Regions from separate parts of the Homo sapiens genome. Here region 1 is linked to region 2. Evidence: read pairs that join two places in POLR2A ChIA-PET (ENCODE). Cell type or tissue: PC-9. All regions are shown on one strand. Each heading gives the region's core, and the rest is flanking DNA. Links, peaks and the distances in the headings are about the cores only. Region 1 overlaps ISM2 (isthmin 2). Region 2 has its middle 11 kb from the start of ZDHHC22.

Region 1 (2,907 bases), core at 146-2,645, 320 kb after region 2:
CTCCCGTGCAACAGCAGCAGCCGCCTGCCCTCTCCCTGCAGTGTCTGTTCAGCAACCCCGTCACTAGTACTCCTTGGCCTCCTGCAACTGTGCTAGGTACTCCTCCTCCAGGGGGTTGTCGGTGCAGGCTCGGCCGTTGTTGGGAGGGAGCACAGCGTGGAGGCGGCTCCAGTCCCCCTTGCACAGGATCCAGGGCGTCGTGTCGAACTTGAAGTGCAGCTTAGGTGAGAAGTCGGTGCTGATGAGGTTGGGCATGCCGGCGCCCTTGCCACGGGTCAGCAGCCGGCTGTCCTCGTCATAGCAGCAGTGCTGGGCGGCCAGTGTGCTGCTCTCCCCAGACAGCATGGAACGCAGGCAGAAGCGCGCCGTGGGCTGGTAGATGTCCAGGCGCTCGCGAGGGCCACTGGCATCCCTCCACCGGAAGCTGCGGCCCTGGTGCTCGTCCTGTAGGCTCACAGGGCTGTCCATGGCCTCCAGTGGGTAGGCACACGGGCAGCTGGGCAGGTCCCGCAGCATCTGGCTCAGATACTTGATTAGGAAGTCGCTCTTGCAGTTCAGCCACTTCTCACAGCTGTCCACATCTGCAAAGGGCCACAAAGTGCAGGAGGGAAGCCAGTGACAGAGCCAGGCCCGTGTGGGGCGGGGACTGATTAAGGGCCAGTGCATGGGGAGAGAAGGCCCAGGCCCCAGCTGGTGCAAAGGCGTGGCTTGGTAGGGCCTTGGGGATGGAGAGAGGCTACCCCACACCATCCAGACAACCTGAAGCAAGAAGCTCTTGCTCAGAACAGACACAGGCCAAGGGGCTGGAGCAATGACCCAGATGTCCTCTGCGGTGCCATATGTCACATGCTGAATGGTGGGAAAGGTTTAGGTGTCATGTGCTGAATGGTGGGAAAGATCCTGAGATCTTGGAAAAGGATCTGGGGTGAGTGGAGACAGGTACAGCAGCTTTTCACCAACTGGTAAGAAGGTTTCATTATTTTAGCCACTGGACCATTCTTGTTCTGAACGCTGCCTTTCTCAGGCAATCTGGCCTGGGGTGAGTCATTTGGCCACTTTGGGCCTCCTGTGGCCCCCTCTGTCTATGCTGCTCTCCTCCCCATCTCCACCTCGGGAAACGTGGCCTTTTTTTAAACTATATTTTTATTTAATTTTAAAATAAATTATATCCCTCAAAACAAAAACCTGAGGCTAAAGTACATCTGACTGAGGTTCTCTTAAATAGAAGAGCTGGGGGGCCAGGCGCGATGGCTCACGCCTGTAATCTCAGCACTTCTAGAGGCCAAGGCAGGAGGTAGGAGCTCAAGACCAGCCTGGCCAACATGGCAAAGTCCCGTCTCTACAAAAAATACAGAAATTAGCCGGGCTTGGTGGCGCATGCCTGTAATCCCAGCTACTCGGGAGGCTGAGACATGAGAATCACTTGAACCCAGGAGGTGGAGGTTGCAGTGAGCTGAGATCACACCACTGCACTCCAGCCTGGGTGACAGAGCAAGACTCTGTCTCACCATTTCACCCGGTCCCCATGGCACAGTGCAGCAGAGGCCAGGAGCCTTCATAAACCAGAAAGAGGTGCCCCCCAGACTCACCAGAGCCCTGCAGCGAGCAGGGAAGGGGAAAACACTGCAGTCACCAGGGAACAGCAGAAAGAAGAAAAATGGCCTTGGGCGGCTGGCCACGTGGGAATGTGCAGAACCTTGCTCCTCACTCCCCAGAATCTGCCTGAGTGGATGCTGTTAACCGGGTCTTGTTTCTCATTTTCCCTTCTGTGCCCTCATCCTAATGGGATGAGCTGTCCAGCCCCGGACACTGGGGGACTGACTTTGATAGTTTGAGGCTCTGCACATCTCCAAGGGACTGGAACCTTCCCCAGGATCCAGATGCTGGGATTTGGGTTTTGACTGGGAGTGAAGGAGGAGCCTGGGAAATGGTAACACAGGAGAGGGGAAGAGACACACATTTCCCAGGCCCACCCCTGTACCAGAAAACAAACTGCTCCTTCCTCTCTGCTCCCAAATCTTTAGGGCCTTCTTTGCAGTGCAGTGCTCACATGGGTTATGCGTGTCTTTCCCCCATGGGACCTGAGCTCCTTGAGGACATGGACCAAGCCTCAGGCTGCTGACATCCCCTGTGCCAGCACCATGGCCAGGCACATGATGCAGGCTCAGTAGGCTCTTGCTGTGCTGAGTGCAACCCTTATCTGCAAGGTTGGTCTCCCTGCCTTCCTTGCAGGGTGCAAGTAAGACCAACAGACACAGACTCAGAGTGTGCAGGTGGACGCCTGCCCCATGCCCAGCTGCCTGGAGGAGCAATGCTGGAGTTCTGCACACTGACCCATTTCTGACTGCACTGCATCCCCCTCTCCAGACAGAGCCTGCCCAGGAGCCTCCCAAGAGTAACCAAGGAATGGAAGTCAGAACGTCCCCACCCTATCCTGCTGCCAGGGAGGATAGGATATGCCCCCACCAGATGATCTCTAAGCTCTGCCGCTCCCATTAAGACCTTCCCAGTAGGAATACCAGTCTGAGAAAGGCCAATGAGCTGGCTCAGAAATGCCAGGGCCCCCTGTTGGAGAAGCAAACCTTCCAGATGGAAGCTGTGCTCTCTGCCTAGTGGAAAGAAGCCAGGTTCCTGCCATGGAATAATACCCCACCCTCCCCTGAGAGCTCGTTCCCCAAACCACCAGGGGCAAGCCTAGCCCCTCACTCACCTTGATCATGCATGTCCGTAGCATTGCGGGCCAGGAGCTTCCACTCCTCACTGGGGAGGCCCAAGGTGTCCTTGTCCTCAGTGCCTTTGGGAGGAAAGGAGGCCAGGCTGGTGGCTCCGCAGGCCACCTCAGTGCCGCTGATGGGGAAACCCCCCCACCTCAATAGGCTCTCAGTGCCCACAGCAGCCAAAATAGGC
Region 2 (2,907 bases), core at 99-2,598:
GAACAAGTGAGGCATCACACTCCTCTGCCATTCAGTCAAAAGTAAGCACCAATTTATTAACACAAACATTACATAATACATGATACAGGAGCAATCTCGCTACTGCTAGCACTAAGAAAATGTTGTTCTTGCACTATAACATTAAACTGTTAAATACTGACAGTGAAATGCACCAATAAGGAAACTGTCATCACAGAGAATCTCTGATAAAATTTTAGATGTACTCCTTTATCAAAGGCATTGGCTTGGGCTTCGGCTGAATACGGATTGTAACAATTGACCATCTGGTGTTCAGCCAAAATGTGTGTTGAGTGCATCTCTAACTTTAGATTATTTCCAATTTCTCACTATTATTAGCAACATTGCAATGAACGTCCTAACACAAACAACTCTATGGGACCCTGTGATTATTTCCTTGGCTGAATTCCAAGAAGTGGAATGGCTGGGTCAAAAGGATCCCTATTGCCAAACCATCCTCCAGAAAGTTTGTGCCAGCTTCCTTCCCACTTAAGGAGTGAGGGGCTTGTAACCTGCCTTCTCACCAGCTCCGGGACCTGCTTTTCCAATCCCCCACAGAGGCTGGGAGTTGGATGGTAGAGAATGGCATCCTTCAGCCAGCCCCAGACGCCCCCTGGAGCCCACGATTGCAATTGTAGCTATAATTTATTTTGTGTTTACCTCGTTTCTGGCATTGTGGTAGACCTTTTCTTCCTGCATTTCAATCCCCTCAATTATGGTTCAAAGTAAATATGGCTGGCTTCATCTTATAGATGAGAAAACTGAAACTCAAAGGGTTGGACGGCCCTGCTTTTAGCCCTAATGGAAATCTCCAGGGGCCTGTTCAAGCAACAGTCTGCAACCCTATTCCTGCAGGTAAATGAAACCTGCAAGGTCCAATCCCCACGACCCCAACTGTTCAGCCCCTCTTGGGATCAGGGATCCCTGCGCCCTCCCAGCCAGCACAGTTTCTAGCCAGGGCCTAAAGGTGGAAAAGAAGGTGACCACCCGGTGGGCTCAGCTCTGTGCTGTACATTGTCTCATGTAGGTCTCAAATGGCCAGGAGAGATACCTTTATCTTATATGAAAGGAGACAGTGGCTCAGGAAAATATCCAAGAGCTCGCAGCTAGGAAATGGCAGGAATGCAGATAAGGACCTGAACCAGAGGACACACTCAGGGCATGTTCATAGAGTGGATGGAAGGATGAATAGATTCTACAGGGCCCTAGATGGTGAAACTACAGGAGCTAGACTACCACAGACCCTCTGTGTAAACCAGGTACTCCCAGGTGGGAAAGAAGAGGGCAGGATTTGAGCCACCCTGGTGGCAAGGGTCCTCTCTTTTTTCATTCTTTCAGGCAAGAGAAGTTGCATCTAGGGCTGCCTTGTACAGTTGTTCAGGTTCTACACTTTACAATTCCAGGGACCTCATTTTCACACATGTATATTTGGATAATTATTATAATAATTTTCCAGTAGATGGCAGTAAAGTATCTTGAGTTAAGGACACCCCTTTTCTGTACAAATATACTGTTTGGGCTATTTGCAGTGCTGGGTGCATCTCTCTACCAGCCCTCCAAACTGCTGAGAGGTTGCCTGACACCCTTTCCCTCCCTTGTCTCACCCCTTCATCGATTGCCTCAGAGTCTCAGAGTTGGGCTGGGGAGTTCAGAGGAGAGTGGCATTAGCACCAGAAAGCCCCAGCTGCATCCTTTATTCCAACAAAGGTGATGTTTGTAATGGGAAATCCTGGGTTCAAGACCCAGCTCCTGCATTTTTTTTTTTTTGAGACAGTTTCACTCTTGTTGCCCAAGCTGGAGTGCAATGGTGCAATCTCGGCATTGCAACCTTCATCTCCTGAGTTCAAGTGATTCTCCTGCCTCAGCCGAGTAGCTGGGATTACAGGCACATGCCACCACGCCCAACTAATTTTTTTGTATTTTTAGTAGAAATGGGGTTTCACCATATTAGCCAGACTGGTCTTGAATTCCTGACCTCAGGTGATCCGCCCGCCTCGGCCTCCCAAAGTGCTGGGATTACAGGTGTGAGCCACCACGCCCAGCCGCTCCTGCATTTCTTTCGAATGGTCTTATGCAAGTGACCTCAAAGTTCTGGGCCCTACTTTTCCTTTCTGAAAAGAGTGCAGTAATAATCCCTGCCCTTGGGGTTGCAAGGAACAAATGCTATTCTGAACATGACCAAGAATGGCTAGCTATAAAGCACTGCATCCATGAGTGTCCTCCTTACCCAGAGAGGATATGCTGCATTATTGTGGGAAGGGTGTGCCACAGACCACGTGGTGCTGCCTTGTCACAACACTCCCCCGAGTCACCTTCCCATAAGGGATCTCTCTCCTGGCTCTCCGCTGCTACTCTATCCCAAGGGGTTACTTTGACCTCTTCAGCCTCTGATCCAAGCTCCTTAGTATAGTTCATCCATTAGCCAGTCAATACATACTAGTAAGCATTTACTATGTGCTGGGGTCTATACTAATCTCTAGCCTCAAGTTGCTTACAGTCCCATGGGGGCAAAAAGTTAGTGTAGTTGCCATCTTGTTTCTTGTTTCTTGATAAAGCTAGGCTTTATCCCATTCCTCTGGGACCCCGGGGGAGAAAGAGACCTTACCCAGTTCCTGCCTTCCTAGTTCCTAGGACATTTAATGACTGGACACTATCCTTGGCCCCCACCATTGCAGCTCACTCCAAGTTGTAGAAGAGAAGCTCAGCTGGGCTCTTTTCTGCCTGTCTCATATGGGTCAGGGAAGCCTAGAACAAACTTGCTATGGATTTCACTTACAATTTGACACAGCTGTGAAGAAACAAGAAATCCAAAGTAGCAGTGGCTTAAATGAGCTAGACCTGCAGTTCCTTCTAATGTAAATGAAGTTCAGAGGCAGGCATTCCAGAGCT

The links. Peaks named below come from ENCODE experiments on the same cell type or tissue, not always from the same donor. Only the 100,000 strongest peaks of a DNase experiment are listed, where the experiment ranks them.
Region 1: POLR2A ChIA-PET joins it to region 2 with 8 read pairs; 2 of 35 experiments call an interaction of 5 or more read pairs at or near these places.

What each region holds. Positions count from the first base shown.
Region 1 is chr14:77,475,532-77,478,438 of GRCh38, forward strand. ISM2 (isthmin 2) reads right to left here. Exons shown (of 7, transcript NM_199296.3): 6 at 2,711-2,794; 7 at 1-581. The coding sequence ends at 64. Among named protein-coding and RNA genes, the nearest start is that of AHSA1, 19 kb to the left of the region's middle. RefSeq lists an enhancer at 1,883-2,052. In PC-9, for the core only: no CTCF peak of the experiment used is centred there; no DNase peak of the experiment used is centred there; H3K27me3 peaks cover 1,619 bases.
Region 2 is chr14:77,150,883-77,153,789 of GRCh38, forward strand. No RefSeq gene overlaps it. Among named protein-coding and RNA genes, the nearest start is that of ZDHHC22, 11 kb to the left of the region's middle. In PC-9, for the core only: CTCF peaks have their summits at 630 (motif pointing left) and 1,475 (motif pointing right); a DNase peak (open chromatin) is centred at 1,489; H3K27me3 peaks cover 896 bases.